Regions from separate parts of the Mus musculus genome. Here regions 2 and 3 are each linked to region 1. The links are chromatin loops, found by intact Hi-C in ENCODE. Cell type or tissue: heart. All regions are shown on one strand.

The links. A loop is a pair of places that touch in the nucleus more often than their neighbours do. Peaks named below come from ENCODE experiments on the same cell type or tissue, not always from the same donor. Only the 100,000 strongest peaks of a DNase experiment are listed, where the experiment ranks them.
Region 2: it touches region 1 in a loop (2.8-fold over the local background); 2 of 42 quality-filtered maps call a loop at or near these places.
Region 3: a loop joins it to region 1, with 4 times the contacts of the local background. A loop is called at or near these places in 2 of 42 quality-filtered maps.

What each region holds. Positions count from the first base shown.
Region 1 is chr3:49,941,341-49,949,340 of GRCm38, forward strand. No RefSeq gene overlaps it. Among named protein-coding and RNA genes, the nearest start is that of Gm40042, 81 kb to the right of the region's middle. In heart, no CTCF peak of the experiment used is centred here; a DNase peak (open chromatin) is centred at 3,591.
Region 2 is chr3:49,638,576-49,646,575 of GRCm38, forward strand. It overlaps the pseudogene Gm29741. Among named protein-coding and RNA genes, the nearest start is that of Gm23096, 16 kb to the right of the region's middle. In heart, no CTCF peak of the experiment used is centred here; a DNase peak (open chromatin) is centred at 3,906; H3K27ac peaks cover 2,286 bases.
Region 3 is chr3:50,067,808-50,075,807 of GRCm38, forward strand. No RefSeq gene overlaps it. Among named protein-coding and RNA genes, the nearest start is that of Gm40042, 46 kb to the left of the region's middle. In heart, no CTCF peak of the experiment used is centred here; no DNase peak of the experiment used is centred here.

The DNA of each region.
Region 1 (8,000 bases):
ACAGTAGTGTACCTCTCCCATTTATGATGATCTATACCTTCTGCTGTTGACTCATTTCATGAAAAGGCATGGTTACCTCTGGCTGAGACACAAGGCTCTAGACACAGAAAACACTCTGCTCCAAGAAGCTGTGGTATTCCAGGATGTATTCAGGCTGCTAACTAATGGTTTCTGATATAGAAAGCCCGACATCCCAAATACCAAGGGAATGTATGCTGATGATCAGAAAAGAAAAGAAAGAAAAAAGAAAAAAATGGAATTCTTATATAGTTCTCAATTTGAAAATGTGGGTTCAGTTGACTTTTTATTTCCTACATATTTACAATACATTTTAAAACAAAACACTTTTCCTTACCTCCTGGGACAGTTTCCATTTGACCTATTCTGGCATTAATAAAATTTAACTAGAAAACTTGCAAATATTCAGGTATCTTATTTTAATGACTTATGAAAAGACATTATAAAAATGCAAGAAGTTTTGAAAAAAAGAAATAGTAAATTGAGTTAGTTAAAAAGATGTTTACATCAACCAAAGGAGCTCTCTGGTTCAGAGGGACTCTAACAGTGTCTGTGTACTTCAGCGACCTGAACCTGCTTGCTTAGCAGCAACTACAGGTCAAAGTAAGACAGGAGAGGCATGGCTTCCTCGTGTGCCCCAGTGCATGCATTATCCATGGGTGTACTATTTTTTCTAGCAAGCCAAAACTGGTTTTGAATGCTTGAAAAAGCCATAGATATAGGCCACATTCTCTATAGGAAAATAACAGGGCAGCATCAGCATAGCTACAGAGAGGGGACAATTAGGAAACAATGATTTAGGGAGATGGGTCAGGCCAGGTCACTCCACTCATACTCTCAGAGAATAACTGCACCACATAAGTAGCATAGGAGTTATTATAGAAAATGTTATTATAGAAAAGTATGTTTCTGTAACAAATTATTATGTCAGATGAGCAGATACCTCATCACACCTCATATGTGCATGAGAGCCCTCCAGATGCTTGTCATCAATTTTGAGACAAAAGCATCTTCAACAGTATTAGAGTATGATCCCATTACCACTACAAGGGCACTAGCTGAAAAGGGTATCATGGGCATCTCCCAATGGTTGTAGAAGGTGATCTAGGAAAGCTGCCTTGAAAACATTAGATGGAACGCCAGTTTAGTAACCATGAGGGAAGTCCAGAGTCATGAAGGCTAAGAAAACAAAGACATGATAATCCTTGAGGAGACTTGAACAAATGTCTATTTATCTTGGATAGAGCACTGAAGACTGATCCAAAGAAAGGCGCCTACCTTCACAGTAAGCCAATGTGCTTATTGTAGTTACTCATAGGAACAGGAATGATACCATGACATCTGTATCATCAGAAATACACAGTGATACAGCTAACACATCACAAAATCTCCATCACTGGCATTCACTGCACTCCTTGCAGACATCTCCACTAAGATTTTCTCCTCCCCACCAGCAACTATTTACTCCTTAATATATAATGTTGGAGAGAGGCCTGTGAGTCTTGTAAGATTCATGTGTTTCCTGATCTTTGTGAGTTTTCCAACCCTCCAACTCACAAAACAGATGCTGTATCTAAAGTCACAGAATATATACATACATATACATATATATATATATATATATATATATATATATATATATATATATATATATATATATATATTCCCTAGTAGTTGCTCAGTTTCAAAAGGGTGAATGTCTCAGCTGGTTTTTTGAATATGATGGAGTCCTGAAGAAGTAGACTCCAATGCCAATGAAGGAATGGATGTGCTAGCAAGGCAAGGGCAAGCAGGTGAAGAGGAAACCTTCCCTTTTTCTATGTCCTTATATAGACTACCAGCCAAGATAAAGCCTAGATTACTGGTATGTCTTCCTGCCTCAAGATTTGGATTAAAGTCCTGTGTCCTCCAGCCTTAAGATCCAGATCAAAGGCATATATGTCTTCTTACTTCAAAGGTCCATACTCACAGTGGATTCATCACTTCACACCAAACAGAAATTCCCTCACCTGTGTACCCTCCATTTCTGGACTGTAGTTCATTCCACATACAGTCAAATGGACAACCAATAGTCTTCACAGCCATCATATAGGTATTACTGAAAAGGAATGCTGGGTGAGATTCCCATAGATGCTGAGATCCACAGTGACATACGTCAGAGGAAACAGAGTGATTGAAACCATTATTTAGGTTCATGGGTGAGATTAGGCTATTAACTGATTCCCAGGAGAGGGTTGCAGTGGTGAAGGAGCTAATGAGGTCAACTTCTGTGGATCACATACCTAGGAGAGCACACCACAGAGATAAAGTGCTAACCCAGAAACCCACAACTTCAGCACTTGCTTAGATTCTGTTCTGGAGAGGAATAGTTTTGATCACTATGCAGATGTCATGCCAAAGGCAATATGCCAGTGTTGTTGGTTGGGTATGCTGTTCATTTTCCAATACCTGGTGTTTGGTTTATTTGTTTTCTGTTGTTTGTTTGTTTGTTTTTGCTTGTTTGTGGATTATTTTGTTGTTTTTGTTTCCTGTGCTGGGAATCCAACCTAGAGCTTTGTGCATCCCAAGTAAGTATGTTAAACACTGACCAGACCTCTCTGTGCCTCAACCTTATTTTGGCATTACTCTAAAAAGAGTTATTCTTTTAAAAGTACAAAAGTAATCTTGTTCACACTTAAAAACTATAGGGCAAATGTGTATCATAATGGTCAAGATGTCTACATTCCTGTGTAAAACCAGTAAGTTCAGCTCCAGCAGGGTGTAGGATACTTCATCCTTGGCTGGATGCATGGTTCTCAGCTCACCACAATCCTCCTCACTCTTGGGTCTTTACCTCTACTTTATTATCTGACCAAATCCACGGGGCTCTAAAGACCTTGACTACAGAAATTGAACTGTGTTCTCTTTCATAGTGTACAATGTGGTTCTTCAAGCTCGAGGATATGGGATGCAACAAAAACAACAACAGCAACAACAAAAATGGAGTTTTCACTGAAACCTTCATTTGCATATCACTTCAGAAAAGCTATGTCAAGAAACAAACCACCAGTAATTAGGACTGACAGACAAGCAGACAAGATAAAAATGAAATGAAATCGGCATTAGGAAGAAAAGTGGGAAATGCTCATGTGAGAGCCAAGGCTAAGTTGGATATGTAGTTCTTCATAATTTTGACTCACTTGAGTTTTACTTATGGATTTAGGAGTTAATTGAAAAATAATTATTATTATCAGTAATATATAACTCACATTGCAGTTCATCAAATTACTGTGCCATTTGTTTCTTTGGAATTTTTTTCTTTTTTTGATCACCAATTTTGCCATACCCACACTCTAAATGCTAGTTCTCCTGGGCTGATTTCCTCTATTATTGGGGGGAAAGTGCTAAAGGGCAAGTTCATTTTATCACAGAGAGTTCAACAGGGTGACATTCTTCTCCCATTTCTGAAAACCCAGAGCCACTTTGCACCCAGCTTGACCCAACAGCTGAAGCTCTTCCGCTCTCACTCCCAAATCTGTTTGCGTTTGGCTTACGTTCCTAGCTCTTTGGTGTGCTGGTGATTATACTTGTCTGGGAGGCTTAGGAGCTATAAAAAATCTGGACCTCCTCATATTTCAGAACAAGGAGATAAGGCTTGAGCTCCAATTTGGAGCTGCACAAACTCAAATGGTGCATGTAAGCCCAGAGTTAGCAACAGCAGCCTGCCAGCTTGAATCCACTTCTCCAAAGCTACATACCATATGGTCGGCTACAAATTGAAACCCAAACAGGCCAAGATGTTTCACAGAAAACTCAATCGGACTTCTGTTAACATATGTGCTTGGCACCCAGAAAGAGAAATATTGGTACTTGGAACTTCACAATCCCAATTGTAATCTAACTAGAATATTTCTCTTTTAGAAATAACTTATCCTTGAGATGAGTAGAGCTCACTGGTAGAGTGTTTCCCTACTACATGAGAGGACTACAGAAGAAGGAGAAGGAGGAGGAGGAAGATAAGGAGAAAGAGGAGGGGAGGAGGAGGAAGAGAAGGAAGAGGAGAAATAACACAAAAACAGCTTAACAATCTGACAAATCCAATTAAAAGAATGATTAAATATCACTATAATGTTTATTTTCAATGGACAGAAAAGTAGAAGTTATGAAAAAGTTTTAATTAAAATTGTTTTAGGAGATATAGATAAAAATCCATGTTAGATACATTTAAATAATAGAGAATGTGCTACTGTTGAAACTGCTAAAGGCATAAATTATTTAGCTAGATTAGCAAAACTAATGATTATTGATAGCTAGCAATGAACCGTCCTGACTCTGAGCATGTGAACAATGTAAAAACTGGTCTTCACTAGACTGATAGAAACTTCCAGCTGTGATATGCTTTAAGACAACTATCACTATTTAGATGTGTTATCATGTCCAAGGATGCGAGTTTTGAAAGCTTGATCTTCTTGTAGAGATGTTAAGGAATGAGATGCTTAAAAGAGTTGGTGCTTAGTGACAGATACTGAGACCATAGAGGCAATCTGACCATGGGAGGCATCAATACGATTTCCATGGGACTCTCATTAGCTCTCACAAGAGAGTAATTATGCAAAAATAAGAAAGGCCCCTTCCCTTTCTTTGACCCTATTTCTGAAGATGCAATTGTTCTGGTAACCAGGACTTCATGGCATGATGTGCATGCTATGAGGCCCTTGTTAGACTCTAAGTAGGCACTCATTGCCTCAGATTACCTAACCTCTATAACTGCAGGAAATACATCTCTGTTGTATAAGGAGTATTTGTAGTATCATGTTGCAGCAGTCCAAATGAACTAAGATGGCAGGTAATCCATTATTGAGACTTGCAATTGTATTTGAAAGCATTTAAATGCATTGTTTCTCATTGACTTAGTAACATAGGGCCAATGACATCCTTCACCAGTGACTTTATGACCACCATTAAACATATTACATCATTTCTGGGTAGTTTTAGGGGAAGAAGCTATCTTGCTGGAGATAAAGTTACTTTTTAAAAGTAGTGCACACATTTAAAAGCACTAAAAAGTCAGCTGAAAATATTTGAGATTAAAATAACAAGAAAAAGGAGCTTCATTTTACTAAGTCCTGAAGACATTACATTTCTTATTATTTTCCAACTCCTGATGAAAATCAAGCTTTTCTATCAAGCTTTTCCACATCTTGAAGATGTGGATTCTTCCAAAAAATGTGTTAAATTTACCTTTACTGAAAAGGAGTTGTGGTGAATCTTTCCAAATGACCATAGCAATAAGATGTAAATGACCACAAAGAGTGGTAAATTACAGTTATACACGGAGCAAAGACTCATCAGTTTGTCCTCAAAGTCACATCAGGGTTCCCCGGATGAAAGGGCACAGGGACCCATGAGCAGGAAACATGTGCTTTGAAAACTGGTTTGAGTCACCAGGGTGAACTTCAGCCTGGGAGCTTAGAAGATAATTTGTTTAGTTTTAGCACTTAATGAGATAAAAGTTGATGTTTTTTTGCAATGTGTCTGCCCTGGAAAATAGCAACTGGAAAGTGGGTATAAATGCATAAAAACAAATGGAGCCAGAATGAGCATCTCAGCTTGACTGGAGCTGGTAGAGGGCCAGGGTTTCCTTTCCCTTTACATTCTTGAATCACTACCAAAGATGAAAAACTGACACCCATAGTTTTGACCCGCCCCTGCTTCCAAAGGAAGAGCCAGCTTAAAACAGCAGGAATCACTCAACATTCTTCACTGAAAGCAGTCTCAGAACCTGCCTGCATGCTCTGTTTGCAGCTTCCCCAGTCGACACTCTGCAAAGCAAGCATTTGATAATATAACATCAAGGCAGCCACCATCTACTGTGTGCACAAACTCAAATCACTTCAGATAACAGTCTTACTGGAACTTCAGCTTTTAAAACATACACAGAGCAGATAAGGTCTCTATTTCTACATCAATAAAAACAAAACACCAACACCAAGAAAAACCATATGTAACCCTGTTTGAAAAGCCAAATACCAATTCTAAGAAGGGGCAAAGTGTCCACACTTTGGTCTTCATTCTTCTTGAGTTTCATATGTTTTGCAAATTGTATCTTGTATCTTGGGTATTCTAAGTTTCTGGGCTAATATCCACTTATCGGTGAGTACATATCATGTGAGTATCATATTTGTGATTGGGTTACCTCATTCAGGATGATGCCCTCCAGGTCTATCCATTTGCCTAGGAATTTCATAAATTCATTCTTTTTAATAGCTGAGTAGTACTCCATTGTGTAAATGTACCACATTTTCTGTATCCATTCCTCTGTTGAGGGACATGTGGGTTCTTTCCAGTTTCTGGCTACTATAAATAAGGCTGCTATGAACATAGTGGAGCATGTGTCCTTCTTACCAGTTGGAACATCTTCTGAATATGCCCAGGAGAGGTATTGTGAGATCCTCCAGTAGTACTATGTCCAATTTTCTGAGGAACCACCAGATTGATTTCCAGAGTGGTTGTACACGCTTGCAACCCCACCAACAATGGAGGAGTGTACTAACCAGTAACCCTGGAGCTCGTGTCTCTAGCTGCATATGTATCAGAAAATGGCCTAGTCAGCCATCATTGGGAAGAGAGGCCCCTTGGTCTTGCAAACTTTATATGCCTTAGTACAGGGGAACGCCAGGGCCAAGAAGTAGGGGTGGGTGGGTAGGGGAGTCAGGGGGAGGAGGGTCTGGGGGACTTTTGGGATAGCATTTGAAATGTAAATGAAGAAAATACTTAATTAAAAAATTATTAAAAAAAAAAGAATGAAAAGCCAAATACCACCAACAAGTACCCATAGAGGGATCCATGGCTCCAGCTGCATATGTAGCACTGAATGGCCTTATTTGGCATCAATGGGAGAAGATGTCATTGGTCCTGTGAAGGCTAGATGTTCCAGTGTAGGGGAATATCAGGGTGGTGAGGTGGGAGGAGGAGGGAGTATCCTCATAGAAGCAGAGGGAGGGAGGATAGAATGGACATGTGCTGAGGGGAAATCAGGAAAGAGGATAACATTTGAAATGTAAATACATAAAATATTCAATATAAAAAAAGAAATGGAAAGCCAAATACCCAGTATGAGGAAGAGGATTGCAATGGGAGTGTGAATATAGATTCTAATCATTTCATTTTCTGCGACATAGTTGAAAAAAACTTACCCCAGGAGACACAGGATTTCATCTTATGTTTTCAAAAGTAGAACTAAACGAACTCTAATTAGAAGAGAAAATTGTCACATTTCTAACCAGGAAAAATTACAAAACAAAGGTGTTTCTTAGGAAATGAGTTAAAGAAAGAAAGACAGGAGAGTGGAGTGAATGTCACTTCCAGAATTATCTAACAAACCCAGTGCGACACAGGGTGTGTGTGAAATGAGGAGTGATCAGATGCAGTGTGTGGGAAGAAAATAAACAGAGTCTGGAAGCTATGGGAAATCAAGTCCCCTTGCCTTCACAGACACTCAAATATCTACTGGAAGATAAATGGAAAAAATATATTAAGAAACAGCTATTTCCCAAGTAAAATAAAACAGCTGGGGGTAAAAAAGATCAATGTGAGACAGAAAATCTTATAGAATTAAGAATACAACCAGAGAATGTAACCACAACAATAAAAAGAAATCTTTGTTAATTTGATTTTTTATTAAAATTGAAGAAATGATGAAATGAAATTTCCTAATAGAAATTATGAAGCACAATTTTTCCATAGAAGTTTTTAAAGTGATGTTTTCAAAGCTATCTAGAAAAATTATGGTCTGATGTATAATACATCTTCAAAATGAAACTCATTATTATTTATTCTATTATTAATATGTGTGCCACATAACTAAGGAAATAAAAGCATATTTAGAAAATAATAAGTGTTGTGATTGTCCTTAGTTTAATGTTCTATATGATTGTTTTAATGAGACATACTATTGTTTCAATAGGCTCTCTATCTTGCAATTCCCTACCAATTCTCCTACC
Region 2 (8,000 bases), 300 kb before region 1:
ACATTTACACAGAATGATAAAACAATGGATTAAAAATGAAATACAAGTTTTTATTTTTTTATAAAATATATTTTTAACCTACCAACAGATATTACTATTCACAACCACTACTTTGTATTTCCCAATCTTCTCATTTTTAGAAACAATCTTTATACTATATATTTTGAAACTGTTTCTCCTACCTCCTACCAGATCCTCCCTACCCACCCAACTTATGTTCTCTCAATGTTCATCTGCCCCCGCCATCACTGTGTGTTTGTGTCTGTCTCCCTTTCTTTCTCCATCTCTCTGTGTGTTTCATTTAAAAAAAAAACAACCAAAAATGAATACACACACACACACACACACACACACACTAAAACAAAAACAAAAATGAGAAGCAAACAACACGTCAAAAACAGAATCAAAACAAACAAGCAAAAGACCAGTAAGATAATATATGGCAAAATAAAAGAAAAAGCACACTTACTCCCATGTAAACAAAACCAAACACAGCAGGGAGTCCATGCATTTGTTGGGCAACTAATCCTGGGCATGAAGCCCACTCTGGATACTGCTTAACATACCCAGTGATGCTTCATTGCAGAAACCTAAATTTTCCCTTTAAGCAGGTATGAATTGAAAAGTGCCTCTTTGTTAAGGATGGAGGCTCACGTCTACTTCCTCATCTCAGTGCAGGGGCCTTCTTTGACTTGAGCATGTACAATCCCTGTGCATGCTGCACTCTGGAAGATATTGTTCCCCTAAGATCATCCATCACCTCTGGTTCTTAACAATCTTTTGCCTCCTCTTGACCCCACAGTGCCTTGAGCCTTGAGTGAAGAAGTTTGGTGAAGATATCACATTTAGAGCTCCATAGCCTCTCACCCTCTCCATGCTGTCCCCTTGTAGTTAAAGTGACATATACATTTTAGAGCTGTTCACAGAACTCTTTTGTTTCTGAGACATCCACCTGGTAACGCAAATGAGCAGAATAATCACCAAGGTTCTCTGAAATCATCTTTTAGGGCTATAAGCCAATGTCCCTTTTTGAGCTTAAAGATGTTAGATCTTAAAGGCAAACTCAAAATCAGTAACAGCATTTGATTTTTTTTGTCATGTCTGCAGATTTGTAGAATTCATATAGAGGTGACAACTCTGTGCTGTGCTCTGTGAACATGTAAATACTTAGAAATATTGATCTCTGAAACTCCAAAGTTTCTGCAAGGCAAAAGACACCGTCAATAAGACAAAAAGACCACCAACAGATTGGGAAAGGATCTTTACCTATCCTAAATCAGATAGGGGACTAATATCCAACATATATAAAGAACTCAAGAAGGTGGACTTCAGAATATCAAATAACCCCATTAAAAAATGGGGCTCAGAACTGAACAAAGAATTCTCACCTGAGGAATACCGAATGGCAGAGAAGCACTTGAAAAAATGCTCAACATCCTTAATCATCAGGGAAATGCAAATCAAAACAACCCTGAGATTCCACCTCACACCAGTCAGAATGGCTAAGATCAAAAATTCAGGTGACAGCAGATGCTGGCGTGGATGTGGAGAAAGAGGAACACTCCTCCATTGTTGGTGGGATTGCAGGCTTGTACAACCACTCTGGAAATCCGTCTGGCGGTTCCTCAGAAAACTGGACATAGTACTACCGGAGGATCCAGCAATACCGCTCCTGGGCATATATCCAGAAGATGCCCCAACAGGTAAGAAGGACACATGCTCCACTATGTTCATAGCAGCCTTATTTATAATAGCTAGAAGCTGGAAAGAACCTAGATGCCCCTCAACAGAGGAATGGATACAGAAAATGTGGTACATCTACACAATGGAGTACTACTCAGCTATTAAAAAGAATGAATTTATGAAATTCCTAGCCAAATGGATGGACCTGGAGGGCATCATACTGAGTGAGGTAACACATTCACAAAGAAACTCACACAATATGTATTCACTGATAAGTGGATATTAGCCCCAAACCTAGGATACCCAAGATATAAGATATAATTTGCTAAACACATGAAACTCAAGATGAATGAAGACTGAAGTGTGGACACTATGCCCCTTCTTAGATTTGGGAACAAAACACCCATGGAAGGAGTCACAGAGACAAAGTTTGGAGCTGAGATGAAAGGATGGACCATGTAGAGACTGCCATATCCAGGGATCTACCCCATAATCAGCATCCAAACGCTGACACCATTGCATACACTAGCAAGATTTTATCGAAAGGACTCAGATGTAGCTGTCTCTTGTGAGACTATGCCGGGGCCTAGCAAACACAGAAGTGGATGCTCACAGTCAGCTAATGGATGGATCATAGGGCTCCCAATGGAGGAGCTAGAGAAAGTAGCCAAGGAGCTAAAGGGATCTGCAACCCTATAGGTGGAACAACATTATGAACTAACCAGTACCCCGGAGCTCTTGACTCTAGCTGCATATATATCAAAAGATGGCCTAGTCGGCCATCACTGGAAAGAGAGGCCCATTGGACTTGCAAACTTTATATGCCCCAGTACAGGGGAACACCAGGGCCAAAAAGGGGGAGTGGGTGGGCAGGGGAGTGGGGGTGGGTGGATATGGGGGACTTTTGGTATTGCATTGGAAATGTAAATGAGTTAAATACCTAATAAAAAATGGAAAAAAAAAAAGAAATATTGATCTCAGTTACGTGAAAAGATCATATGAAAATCTTTCAACTATTTTAATTGGCTTTGGTATAGGAGTTAGTCAATTGCCCCTTTTCTTTGCAAGCATAGATTATATCTTTGTCTAGCAGAGGCAAATGTCCACTTAACACTCAACTGAGATGGCATGAGTAACAAAAAGACCCGAAGGTTTTGTTTTCCAGTTTTCTTTGGCTAATCAGGATACATTTATTCTGGAGAATATTCTGAATAAAATATTTTTTCTTCAAAGCATGAGTTTAGAGCAGCTGCTTTTCATGGTACACACCTGCAAGGTATTACGGAATGATGTGTTTTTAAAAGGAGTGCTTCAAAATCCTATGTTCAATTTGTGCCTCCCAGCTCAGACTCACTCTCTGCCTGCTGTGTGTTCAGCAGGCCCTGCTTACTGTCTCCCTGACCCTGGTTGCCTAGTTACAAAATCCTCTTTGTGATTTGTGAGATGCTCATCCTGATTGAGAGCAATGGATTTATTTATTTTTTTCCTAAAGTAAACTTAAGAGAGTTTCTATTTCAGAGTGGAACATATTAAAACCAGTAAACCTTGCCAAATTTAGACATGTAGTTCCCACGGAGAAAACTTATCAACTAGAGTTTTTGTCTCTTCCAAATTCTTTCTGGTCAATAGGGCCAAGAGTTTCCTTCTGGTTCTACAGAAAAGTAACTTCACGTAGCTCCTAAAAAAGGATAGATTATAAAATCAAGTTTAAATATAAAAATACATTACAAAAATTTAGTATATTTTAAGTGGATTGAGCATCTCTCTAGTTTTCTCATTGTTTCTATAAATGAACTTGAGAGAAAATACATTGTAAGTAAATTGCCAGGTTGAAACATTTCAAATAATACGTTTTTTGTTTTGTTAATTAACACAGTGCATTTCAAATTTCAAGCCACATAGCTCTGTGCTAGTGTCCAAGCAAACTGCTTATCAAACAAGTATTTATAGAAACCACTTATCTATCTAATTTTTTCTAAGGCATTTTTTTTACCACTAACAAATTCAAGTGGAGTTAATGCACAGTTTCATGATGATTTCTGTGGATCACAAACACACTAATATAGTAGTGATTGTTGATTACAAGAGTTTGGGTGCAATAACTCTGAAGATTTCTTAAAGAGATGCCAACTGGCAAGCGGAGCTAAGTACCACAGTCCAGTTCTGAAATAACTAGCCCATTATGTCATAGGCTCCGCTTGCTCCTCTGACACTTGAGCGTGTACACCCACTGCAGTCAGGATAATTGGTACCAGCTGTTTAACTGTTGATCTTTTTTCTTTTAACTTTGGCCAGGAGCCAAGCTGACTTAAAAGCCAGGATTCTAAAAAGAGCCTGAAGACTCCTGCCAATGTATATGTATGTTTTTGTTTCAAGCTGCCTTGCTGGAGTAGTTCATTCCAAGGCCATGATGGAGAAAAGACAGTAACACAGATGCAAGTGAAAATAGGCTGTCTAGCTTCTAAGAGTCAGAGGGAAGCCAAAATGTGTGACTCAAACATCTCATTTTTCCACTCTTTTCTTTCCAGAGCAACAGTTTCCACTCACTGGTGTGACCAGCAATTTGTTTTTATCCTCCAGATATTTTCTGTAACAGAGTTTTGTGGTGAATGTGAATAATGGGTTCAGGGTCTTAAAAATGTAGTTTCCTCCTCTTTTTATTTATTTATTTTTTTTGTCAAGCCATTGAAGAAAAATTTATCTTGACAACCAGCAAATATGAAACAATATCCTTCCCCTAATCCCTAAAGTAATAGACCCAGAAAGGATAGGATCGGGTACCTGATGCCCCTGATAGAGTATGAGAAGTGTATTCAAAGATCCAAACAGAGTTAGTTACTAGAAAATGTGTATTGGTGGTGACCTTCTCAACTACTACTTAAAGCAACTGCTTTGTAAAACATCATAGTTAAAACAAACTGTAAAATTCTAATTATTAAAAGTATGATAAAGCATTAAACTGGATTTTAGTGTTCTGATAGTATTCAAGTTTCATTTCGGGTAATAGTAAAATCCTAGTTGTAAGAAAATTATTAGAGCATCTTCAGAAAGTTAGAAAAGTGGGTGGGTGGGTTGGTGGGGGAGCTCCCTCCTGGAAGCAGGGTGGAGGGAGGATGGGATAGGGGGTTTGAAGAGGGGAAACAGGGAAGGGGGATGCCATTCGTAATGTAAATAAATAAAATAATGTATAAAAATATAGAAAACGAAAAGGAATAACATGGCAACAGGAAAATCAAATCGTTGTAAAGGTTGAAAACACAGATATGAGTAGAAAAATCAGGGAACTAATGCAAATATTTTCAGAGTCTGAGAAAAGAAAGAAATGTTAAAAATAATATGAAGGGCGGTGGGCAGCCTCTGACCGAAACTGGGCCTCAACCAGATGGTGGTGGTGAGGCACAGCTGCCAGCCCTGGGGCTCGATCCTCCGGCTGTTCGGGCGGCCTGGGAAGTGGCTTTGCTGCGCTGCTCTTCCTGGGCCCTTCTTGGGTTGTGTATGGGACCAACTATCGCCAAACCATCTTCATATTTATCAGCAGTTCTGGCGGTGAGCAAATCAACCAGGTGGCCCTGGAGGCCTGGCGCAGCCTCGGGGACAGGGAAGATATCAGCCTACAGGAGGTGGAGCCAGTAATCTCCCGAGCTGTGATGGATAACCCTCAGCATGGCTTCTGGCGGTCTGGCATCATGGAGGAGCACCTGCTGGATGCTGTGGTGCCCTTCCTCCCACTCCGGCAGCATCACGTGTGCCACTGTGTACTCAAGTGGTTCAGGCTGTGCTGGACAGTACCACCTACTTCCCTGAGGTAGAACAGCTCTTCTCCTCCAATAGCTGCAAGACAGTGGCCTCCCGACTCACATTTTTCCTCTGAGAAACCCAGGTTGCATCACTGCCTCCTCTGCCTAGACAGAGCAAACACGAAAGGCCTGGGCGGCTCTTGGAAGAATTCTTTCCTAAGCTGATTGGCAAGTGGGACCCAGAGCACAACGCTAAGATGAAGAAAGGTCTAGAAGCACCTTTGCTAAGAAATTCCTGGGTAACCCAGAACCTCACAGCTGTGCCACTGCCCTGCAGTCTGAGCCTGAGCCTTCTCAATGTGAACTGCATGCAACACAGGGATGAAGGATTGTGAGTGCTTCCAGCTGGGGACTCTTACTGGCACGCTTGTGTGGCTCCTTTCCCAGATCTCAGCCCACAGCCTCTGGCTGGATCTGGCAATCCAGCTAGGCCAGGCTAGCCCCTCACAGTTTCACCAAATGGAAGGACTCAAGTACTACATGGGCCTGAATTTCAAAGTTTTTAATTTTGTACAAGAGACCAGAGATAATCAACTTAGCCATGGTATTAGAAAAAAAAAATAATACGAAGAAAAAAATCAAGGTTTGATGATGAAATTGAAGGCAAGCAAGATGTTAGTCCATTCCATATATTAAATGACATACTTCTTACTTGTTCAACAAATGTTTCTTGGACACATGATACATATTAATACTCCCGGTGAAAAACAAAAGCATATTCAGATATCACAGATATCCCTCGAAGGGAGAAGAGAAGTCTTGCCATCAGGTAATATTCACTATTGTAATACTCACCAGTATGGTTGGATCTCATCCCAGGACAACAAAAATGTTTTCCAATTATAAGTCATCGGAGTCTAGTCTACCTGTGCTAATAGACCATGACAACCCTCTCTTCCACCTGGGGATCAACAACATCACTCAGTTCTTTGTCTCAAGAGTAAGTACTTTCTTATCTATAACTAAAATAAATTTTGATGCTGCCTAGGCAACCATATTGTTGATATTTTGTGGGTATATGAACCCTATCCTGTTTGGAAGATGCTGTCTAGCAGTAGGCTTCTTTGTCCTCTGGCCCTTACAGTCTTTCTGTTCCCAATTCTGCAGCGTTTCTGAGGATTAAGTATAGTGGTTACGCCACAGATGTCGCAATCTGGGTGGAGAAACGTGATTATGCCAAATAAATCTCAATGTCACAAAAAATTCTGAAAATATTCTTTTGTAGTGGTGATTGGTTTTTAGTAACAAACTCATTTTATTAAGTCCCAAGCCTGAATTATTTATGCTTGTTCATTTTTAAATGCCTTAGCTTGGTTTATTCAGATTGATAAAGATGTGCATGAATTTAAGACAAAATTTATGGTTAACCAGTGTATAATTTGTATTCATCTTTAGGAAATGGTAATACAATGGTTAATGCTAAATATTTTGACAGCTTTTCCATTTATAATACTTTTGATGCCTTTTAGTTAAGTACTGATCCTATGTAAAACATAAAGTTTTATACCACATCAGATGCCTACATTGCCAGAAAAGAAACTCGGAGAATTTGTTCTTGTGTTCTGCTGCAGCAATGATGTTGCAGTTTGTGAGGAGCGGGTGTGGCAGCAGTCCCAAGATGGCGCCTGGGACTGCAGCCAAGTCTTATGACTTGCACCTGACTTCCTCATACACCTGAAAATAAGCCGCATCCTTCGTGATAGCTGCGCAGGTGTACCATGATGCAAGATCGGACCATATGACAAGTGATGATTCTGGCCAATGGACTGCTGTTATGTGGACTGGGCTGATGGAGCGTGGTTGAGAGAATATATAAGGGATTGCGATTGGGGGCAGGTTGTTATTGTTTTTTCCTGGAGAGATTGATTTCTGGAGAGAGATTCATGCATGATGTTGAAAGGTTCCCGAATAAACTTCTTTGAGAAGAACGTAGTGTTGTTGCTCTTCTGCTGGTCGGAATGGGAAGCGACAGCAGTTCTCAGTGTTATAAAACCTTCCTTGCCTTCTGCTATGAGATCTTGTACAGAGTAGATTTGGAATCAATATTTGTTAATAGGTAACATGATAAACAATTGGGCAAACAGCAGTCTCAAGAGCCTAGTCTTTGATTTCTGGTTTCCTAACACAAAGTAAAAGAAAAGTAGAGAAACTTCAAAAAATTAGTCTAAGAGGCCTATAAATACATGTGTTTCTGGTTACAAGGAATACTTATATATTATGGATGGATTATAAGCATAATACATCATCTTCAGTCATCTAAAATATGAATATTTGAGATCAACTTAACCACGGGCTACCGTTATTTCTCTGATTTTGTTTATCGTATTGAGTATTTGAGAACACACTGTCATTTGGAACTCTAGAAAATACATTGGAAGGAAATAACTATTGAAGTTTTGATAATTGAAAAGGAAATAAGAAAAAAAAGATTCATTAATAGGTTGCAACATTTGAAAAAATCATGCCTGGACTATTTCATACAATAGAAATTCAACTTCCAATTGAAATGGTTTTTTTGAG
Region 3 (8,000 bases), 130 kb after region 1:
TACTTGTTATACCAAATTCAGTGCTGAGACTCTTCGAATATAACCAAAGTAATGTTTAATCAAACATATGAGAACCTCATGACCCAATAAGGTTCACGTACAAAGCAACATAGTGAATTTTACTTTTTAAAAACATTGATACATACATGCATATTATATTATATTCATAATTGCATGCTTGTGCATCTATAATGAAGTAATAATGTATAACCAAGGAAAATTGAAGTACCCATCACTTCATATGCCGGATCTTTGGACCAAGAGACTCTTTATGAGCTATGAAACATCTAGAACATTTTCACAACAGTTACTCCTTGTATCCTCTTTGTTATCTAAACTGTATACCCAACATTTTCCCCTCCTCCTTCCTTAAGAAAAAGAGTTTTATTTTTTTTTAGCTTTAGGAGAAATATTGCTGTGTAGGACAATCTGTCTGTGTACCTTACTTTCCAATTTGTCTTTGCAAGTACCATGTCATTACCAGCTTGCTTTCCTCCCAATCCCCCACACTGGCAGTGTTTAATTGGATATCCCATTGCTTCATCATGGTATCTGCAAAGCATAGCTCAGTGTGGATTCACACAAAGCTCTACTATTAATGGAAACACTATGGGTCGCTGATCACGTTTCCGATTATTTATAACATTTGAAGCTTTAAACAAATAGTTCAAGTAAGCATAGTCTTAACTATTCAAAACTCTTATCCAATATTGCTTTTACATAAATAATTTAGTGAAGTAACTGCCAGTAGTAAAAACTAGGCAGTGATTGCCAATTAATGTTTTCAGTCATCTTATTATCTCTTGAAGATTTTATGTTGCCATAGAGTGTTTATTACAAGTTGTTCTCATATAAAGGGAAAAATTATAAAATCACCAGAATTTTGGACACAGCACAGGGACAATTACAGTTATTGTTGCTTCAGAATCTGGAGACCATTTTGATTTCTCAGAACTAGAAAGTGAACAATCACTGTCAATAGGTACAGAAATCATAGTGAGGCATAAAACTCTATTCTCTGTGAATAAAATCGTCTGCCCAAAGTCAGTTTAGTGGTGCTGGAAATTCCCACACATGTTCTCTGCCTGTTTCCTTCTACTTGTACACAACTGTACTTCAAAACATTGAGAGGGTCACAAAGAATGGGAACAACTTCTTGAAACTGTTAATTATGTGACACCCCTGACCCAACACATGTACATTAATTTCACTCCAAAAACTCCACTTTCCACTTTCTGGGCTCCAAAGTGAAGACTGTTATAGCTTGGACCAAAGGGAAGGACAGTACGGACTAGAGGAAGGGAATCGTACATGATCTGCAAAATGTGCAAGACACATTAAATTTTCCGTGAATCCTTTTAGTATTTATTTTAATATGATGTAGCTTTTCCATGTAAAATAAATATGAGACAATTGCCTTATTTGGTTCCTTAGAATGTGAAGCCTTATTTTTCAAGGAAGGCTTGAAGTCCCTTGAAAAGATCTTGTGTACTTACAATCATCTGATTGTAGTGCATGTTGATACTGTCAAGTGAAATGGAGATCATTTAAGAACCCTTCAGCTGTGTTTGTGTGCTCTCCTTAGTGAGATGGAGCAGCTACACTCATGCATCACTCTTTAAATTCTTCACATGCATTTTCTGGTTCTCCTGCTTGGACCTCTTCATTCCCACTTGTTCTTGTCCTGTCATTTCCTTCATGTTCAAATTTCCCTAACAGATGGCTATGTGTACACATTCCTCTTCATATTAAATGTCACCTTATAAAATCAGACAGGGAGGCCTGAGGTTATTAGAAAAGCCACTGGATTAAATAAAGCTTCTGGTTCCTCACCTCTCCTTCTTTCTGAAGGGGAAAAGCAGAAGACCACCATTCCTCTCCAGGTAGCATTCTGAAATTCTAACCCTCTGGTCAAACATTTAGTTTAAAAAATTAGATGATAATCATTAATACTATTCGCATACTTGCAACACATGCACATATTTTACACACACCACATAGATGCATTGCATATACAAATTCCACACGTATACATCACATATGTAAACACTATCTATATAAAATACACCCCACACACATCATATACACGATACAAACATAAACTTCAGAATCACATACTCCATATACACCACTTACACACAACACACAATATATGCTCTCCACATAAAACATATACACACAACACACATGTAATGTGCATATACACATAGACACTCGCTCCCCCTCTAACACACACAAACAACAAGAGCAACAAAATCCCATAGACACTGCAGCACACACCACAGCATTTTAAGACCTACACCAAACTGCATCTTTTCAGACTGGATTTCTGAGAAGCATGAGCAGTAGGAATGCATCAAATCAGATGTTCTTAGAAATGGTCTATGTAGACTTAAACTAGACGCAAGTAAATACCTTCCTTAACCAAGATCACGGCATTATAGGCATGAAATATTTCTGAAGAAATTGCACATAGCATTTGACACCTTTTTTTCCTCAAACTGTTGGATACATGAAGAATTTTACCAAAGATCAAGAAAATAAAGAATTCTTCAATTGTTGCTTATGTAATTCCTCTTTCTCTAAGTGGTGGTCACATAACCACTTCAAAGGATGGCCTCCACAGAGATCTGCCTTTGCAGACCCTAGGTGGTCACATCTGCCTGTCACATAGGAATAATGGCCTCCTGAATCCTAGGGAGCCACAAGATTCCTGCCTAAGAGAGTCAGGGCGGACTTATGGATTTAGTGTTTGTTGGAGCTAAAACAATTCTCAGAGACAGAGACAGGAAACCTCACTTTTCATCTTTTGTAACTATGTGTTTTTTGAGCATTTAATACTAAAATACAATTAAAAGGTACTTTGGGTCTTGTAGAATTCAATTTAGTTTTGCCTGTATTCTCTTCTAAACTAAGTCATGGATGGATTCAATTAGTTATCCTCAGCATTCCCAACCAAAAGACTTGAAGCAAGGTCCAAGCCAGCAATAAAAATCAGGACAAGTCTCTGACCATAGTTCCAGCCATACATTTACATCAGTAGCAAGTGTTTAAAAATGGAAATTCTGCTCAGAGACAAATGAGCTCTCTGAAAGGTCACCTTGAGACAACTTTATAAGAAAAACAATGTCTTTTTTTTTTTCCATTTTTTATTAGGTATTTAACTCATTTACATTTCCAATGCTATACCAAAAGTCCCCCATATCCACCCACCCCCACTCCCCTGCCCACCCACTCCCCCTTTTTGGCCCTGGTGTTCCCCTGTACTGGGGCATATAAAGAAAAACAATGTCTTGTGCTTAGCCTTAGAGCTATCTACTTCATGCCTTTGAGTAAAGTCCCTAAAGAAGTGCTGTGTGGTTTGTTACTTAGTACTTAGCTTTTCCAAATAATTGTTACTTAGTACATATCATCCTTGGGGAAAAGAGAAGTGCTTTCCTTTTGGAAAACGGAGACGATGTTGTCCTATTAAAATGCATTTAACTAAGTAGGACAAAAGATAAACATGAGTAATAGAGCTTAAGTTACCCACACGATAACCTAGTACTCCAAACATGAGCCACCTCACCAGCCTGGTCCCATATAACTATACAAGCACCATCAGTAATCAAACAGTACCCATGCCTATCAATATCTTAGTTTTAAAAGTATCCTTTCTTCAAGATAGTATATCCAAAACTGGTAAGACAATATTACTTATTAGCAACAAGGATTGGTCTGAAGTATATGCATTCATATTTAACAGGATTAACATAGATATGATGGAACTCTTCAGTCTTGAAATATTTCTTGTATTAATAAAACAAATCATATTATATGGTGTCCAATATAGTCTTGCATAAGAAAAAAATCAAAATCACCATAAAATTTCTCTCTAATTCATTAAAATTTTAATTTAGTTCATATAAAATACTGTACGATGGGCATTTGACTTCAGTTCTTAACAAAGAATATTGTAAATTCTAAATATAATCAATTTTGCCATTTTTACTAATTTGGAGTTGTGCAAATTACAAATTGGGAGAGCTTAAAAGATTCTATGATGTCACAAAGCAAGTGAGAGAAAACTCAGGATTTCAAACTAGAACCTACTTACTATTAAGAATGGAATCTTAATTGATGTATTTAATATAGAAACCACACCTTATTGGACATTTTGTTGGGTGTGTGTCTAAAAGTAAACATAAAAATGCAATGCCTGTCTTAAACTATGAGTAGAGACCCCATACAGGGTCACACATGGAGTGCGGATATTACAAAACACCTGACAACAGTAAAGAGTTTTCTGTGTGCATAACAACAAGCAATTCAAACACATCATGAGTCTGATGGATCTAGCCCGTCTTGCATCAAGCCCACTGCAGTGTTGGTTCTGAACACACATGGGCAATTTGAAATGCATAAGATATCACATCACACAATGCCACTGAACTTTAGACAGAACGCTACAGATTCAGGAATAATGTCATGTTATGAATTCCTTTGATTTCACTGTGGGTACAGGATTTTCTAGTCTTATAAAAGCACAGTGTTTTAATTATGGAAAGGAGAATTTTAATACGCACCTGCAATCACTCTTTGGCATGTATCAAATTAATAAATCTTTAGGTTGATTTTATTCGAATATTAGATATTTGAGATTGCTGTTTGACTTGAGTTTCCAAAAATATCATTTAGTGGATTTGACTTTAGAAGGGTAGAATTTGCATAACTTTCTGAAACAACCCTAAACATACTTCTGACATTTGATACATTTGGTTATTCAGAGAAGCATACAAGAAACATTGAAGATGACTTGTTGAGGTAGACATTTCTGGTTTCTTAACAACTCAGTTGTGTCACTTGATGTTTTTCTGGAAGCTGTCTTGGGAGAGGGCATGTGATGTTTTGCTGAAAACAGACATGTGAGAGGGTGCATGATGGTCAGAAAGAATATAAACTGAACACGGGTCTTCACTGGTTTTCACTGGTCTTCATTGTCTTTGTTTCATAGACAGAATACACCAAAGGACTTTGCCTGGTATTCTGGCTGATTCAGGCCGCTTCTGTTAACTTGTGGCAATATTGCAGAGCCTTACTGTTTCTGCTGGTTCATGCTACTGCTACTGATTCACACTTGGTGTTTGCTATTGAACTGGATTGCTGGTATCCTGACAACGAAGAGTAGAATCACCCCAAGGAACTATTTCTAAACAAGTCTACAACCCCATTTTCCTATTAACTTTCTTTTTCACCTACTTCTGTTCCATAGGCTAGAAAGGAAGTTGAAGTATTTAAAAACCCTAAATAAAGTGGGTTTTGAAAAGCCTAAACCTGCAACTTAAATCCTTTAATGTCAAATATTCAGCTAACACTTCATTCATTCATTTATTAGATATTTTCTTTATTTACATTTCAAATGTTATCCCCTTTGCTGGTTTCCCATATCCCATTTCCCCTCCCTCTACTCACTAACTCACCCACTCCCATTCCCTGTCCTGGCATTGCCCTAACAGTGGGGCATGGAGCCTTCTCAGGATCAAGGCCTCTCCTCCCATTGATGTCCCACAAGGCCATCCTCTGGTACATATGTGGCTGGAGCCATGGGTCCCTCCGTGTATACTCTTTGGTTGGTGGTTTAGTTCCTGGGAGCTCTGAGGGTACTGGTTGGTTCATAGTGTTGTTCCTCCTATGGGGCTGCAGGCTCGTTCAACTCATTCTTTATGGAGAAATAAGCAAACTTATCTAATTAGGATTCAAGTTTGCTTTCCTCCTCAATGATGATGATAGCAAATGCCTATCAAAATTGTTGAATAATAAATTACTTTATAATTTTTATTACCAGTATGTTTGATTATATACTGGATGTAAATACAATGTATTTATTGGAGCCCAGGGCAGGGACTGGTTAACTTGTTTTGGACAGAATAAATCAAATCCTATCAAGTGTAATTTGAAACATAGATATTTGTATAAGCCAAGGCATAAAGGCAAGCCAAGACAGACTTGTGTGTGAAAATTGGGAATATGAGAAAGTGCCACATATATTCAAGGAATTAAAATGTCACCAGTAGATTACATTATCAGAACTGCAAATACCAAGAAAATCAATTAAAGATGGAGACATATAAAAGTGGGAATTCAAAGACTGGATAATGTTGCACAAGGCATTCACATTTTCTGTAATAGGTAATGAAAAACCATTGATAAATTGTTATGAAAAACAACAGTTAGCAATACTTTATTTCAGAAGCTTGTCTTGGGTGATCATTTGGAGGGAAAGAAACCAAAGAAACAAACAGGAAAACCAATGATCAGAATCAGCTTCAATATTTAATTTTAACAAAAACCAATAAGATTGTGTACAACCCACTTTGTCATTCTGATGAAAGGCTGATGAGAACTTAAAAAGCATGTACTTTCAAAGAATTTTTTTTTCTCCTTTAAGACGTAGTGCCCTCTTCTCATAAATGTCAGCAGTTGATGGGCTTCTGAGAACAACAGTGAGTAATGGTGGAAGGACCAACCACAACTACAAGGATAGATCCAACTGTGCAGGGGGAGGGGGGAGGTGGACCAGGGGCATCCTCCAAGGGCCGGATTCTCCAGAGGAGTTGATTCTGGGGCCTTACCAAGGCCTTACCACAAGGCCATCCTCTGCTACAAATGCTGCTGGAGCCATGGGCCCCTCCATGTATATTCCTTGGTTGGTGGTTTAGTCCCTGGGAGCTCTTGGTGGTCTAGTTGGAGGATATTGTCATTCTTCCTATGGGGTTGCAAACCCCTTCAGCTTCTTTAGTCCTTTAATTGTCCTGAGTATCTCTGCAACCCCCTTGGTCTAGGCCAGTGGCACTAAACCTTGAGAACACTGTCATACTTTCATACAGTTCCTCATGTTTTGCTGAGCTCCCACAATACATTTTTTTTACTGCTACATCAAAACTGTAATTCTGCTACTGTTATAAATTTTAATACAAATATTCTTGGAAGTCAAGGTTTGCCAAAGGGGTAACTATCCACAGGTTGAGAACCTGTGGTCTAGACTGACATCAACATGCTAGAAACAGAAGTAATACATGCAAGGTGTCTGACTTCCCACATAACAGAACTAAGATTAGGTGCTTTTGAGTAAGGCTTAATCTTGTGCGTGAAGATTTGGGGTTCACATCAGAAAATGGGATGCAAGAGCCAGTAACATTTCTGGGTTTGTGATGGTTTTAGATTAAAAAAAGAAAAAAAATGTGAGTTGATCGTTAAGTACAGGTGCTGTTTCAAAGTAAGTTGTGTAAAGTTATATAAATTACATTTTAATGTAACACAAGCTTGGGGACCATCATTTTCTGCTTTACTACATTTGAATCCTATCTGTTTTGTAGGCATACTGTTATTGTACATTGTGTAAAGATTATCCTTGTATTATTCAAATGTTGCTTTCTCTGTCAGTGTTCTCTAGGGTCACAGAACTTATGTGTCGTCTCTATATAGTAAAGGAATTTGTTGATGACTTACAGTCTGCAGTCCAACTCCCAACACTGGTTAGCAGCAGCTGTGAATGGAAGTCCAAGGATCTAGCAGTTGTTCAGTCCCACAAGGCAAGAAGGCAAAGAAGAGAGAGTGAATCTTCCTCCTTCCAATGTCCTTTTATATAGGCCTCCAGCAGAAGGTGTAGCCCAGGTTAAAGCCACCACACCTTTAATCCCAGATGACCTTGAACTCCGAGATCTTTCTTACTTAATCTTCTGGAATTCATAGCCACTATGCCTCAAGATCTCCATGCTAAGATCCAGGTCAGACACTTGTTTCTCCCAGCCTCAAGAATAGGATCAACTGATGAGCCTTCAGTTCTGGATTGTAGTTCATTCTATATATAGTCAAGTTAACAAACAAGAATAGCCACTACAGCCCTCATATTTGATTACAAAACAGACATGCCATTGTAATGGTTATTCTAAGAATCTCAGGTCTCAATGGTATGGAAACATTGCTCCCCATTGATTCTCTGATTTGTCAATAAAAGCTGA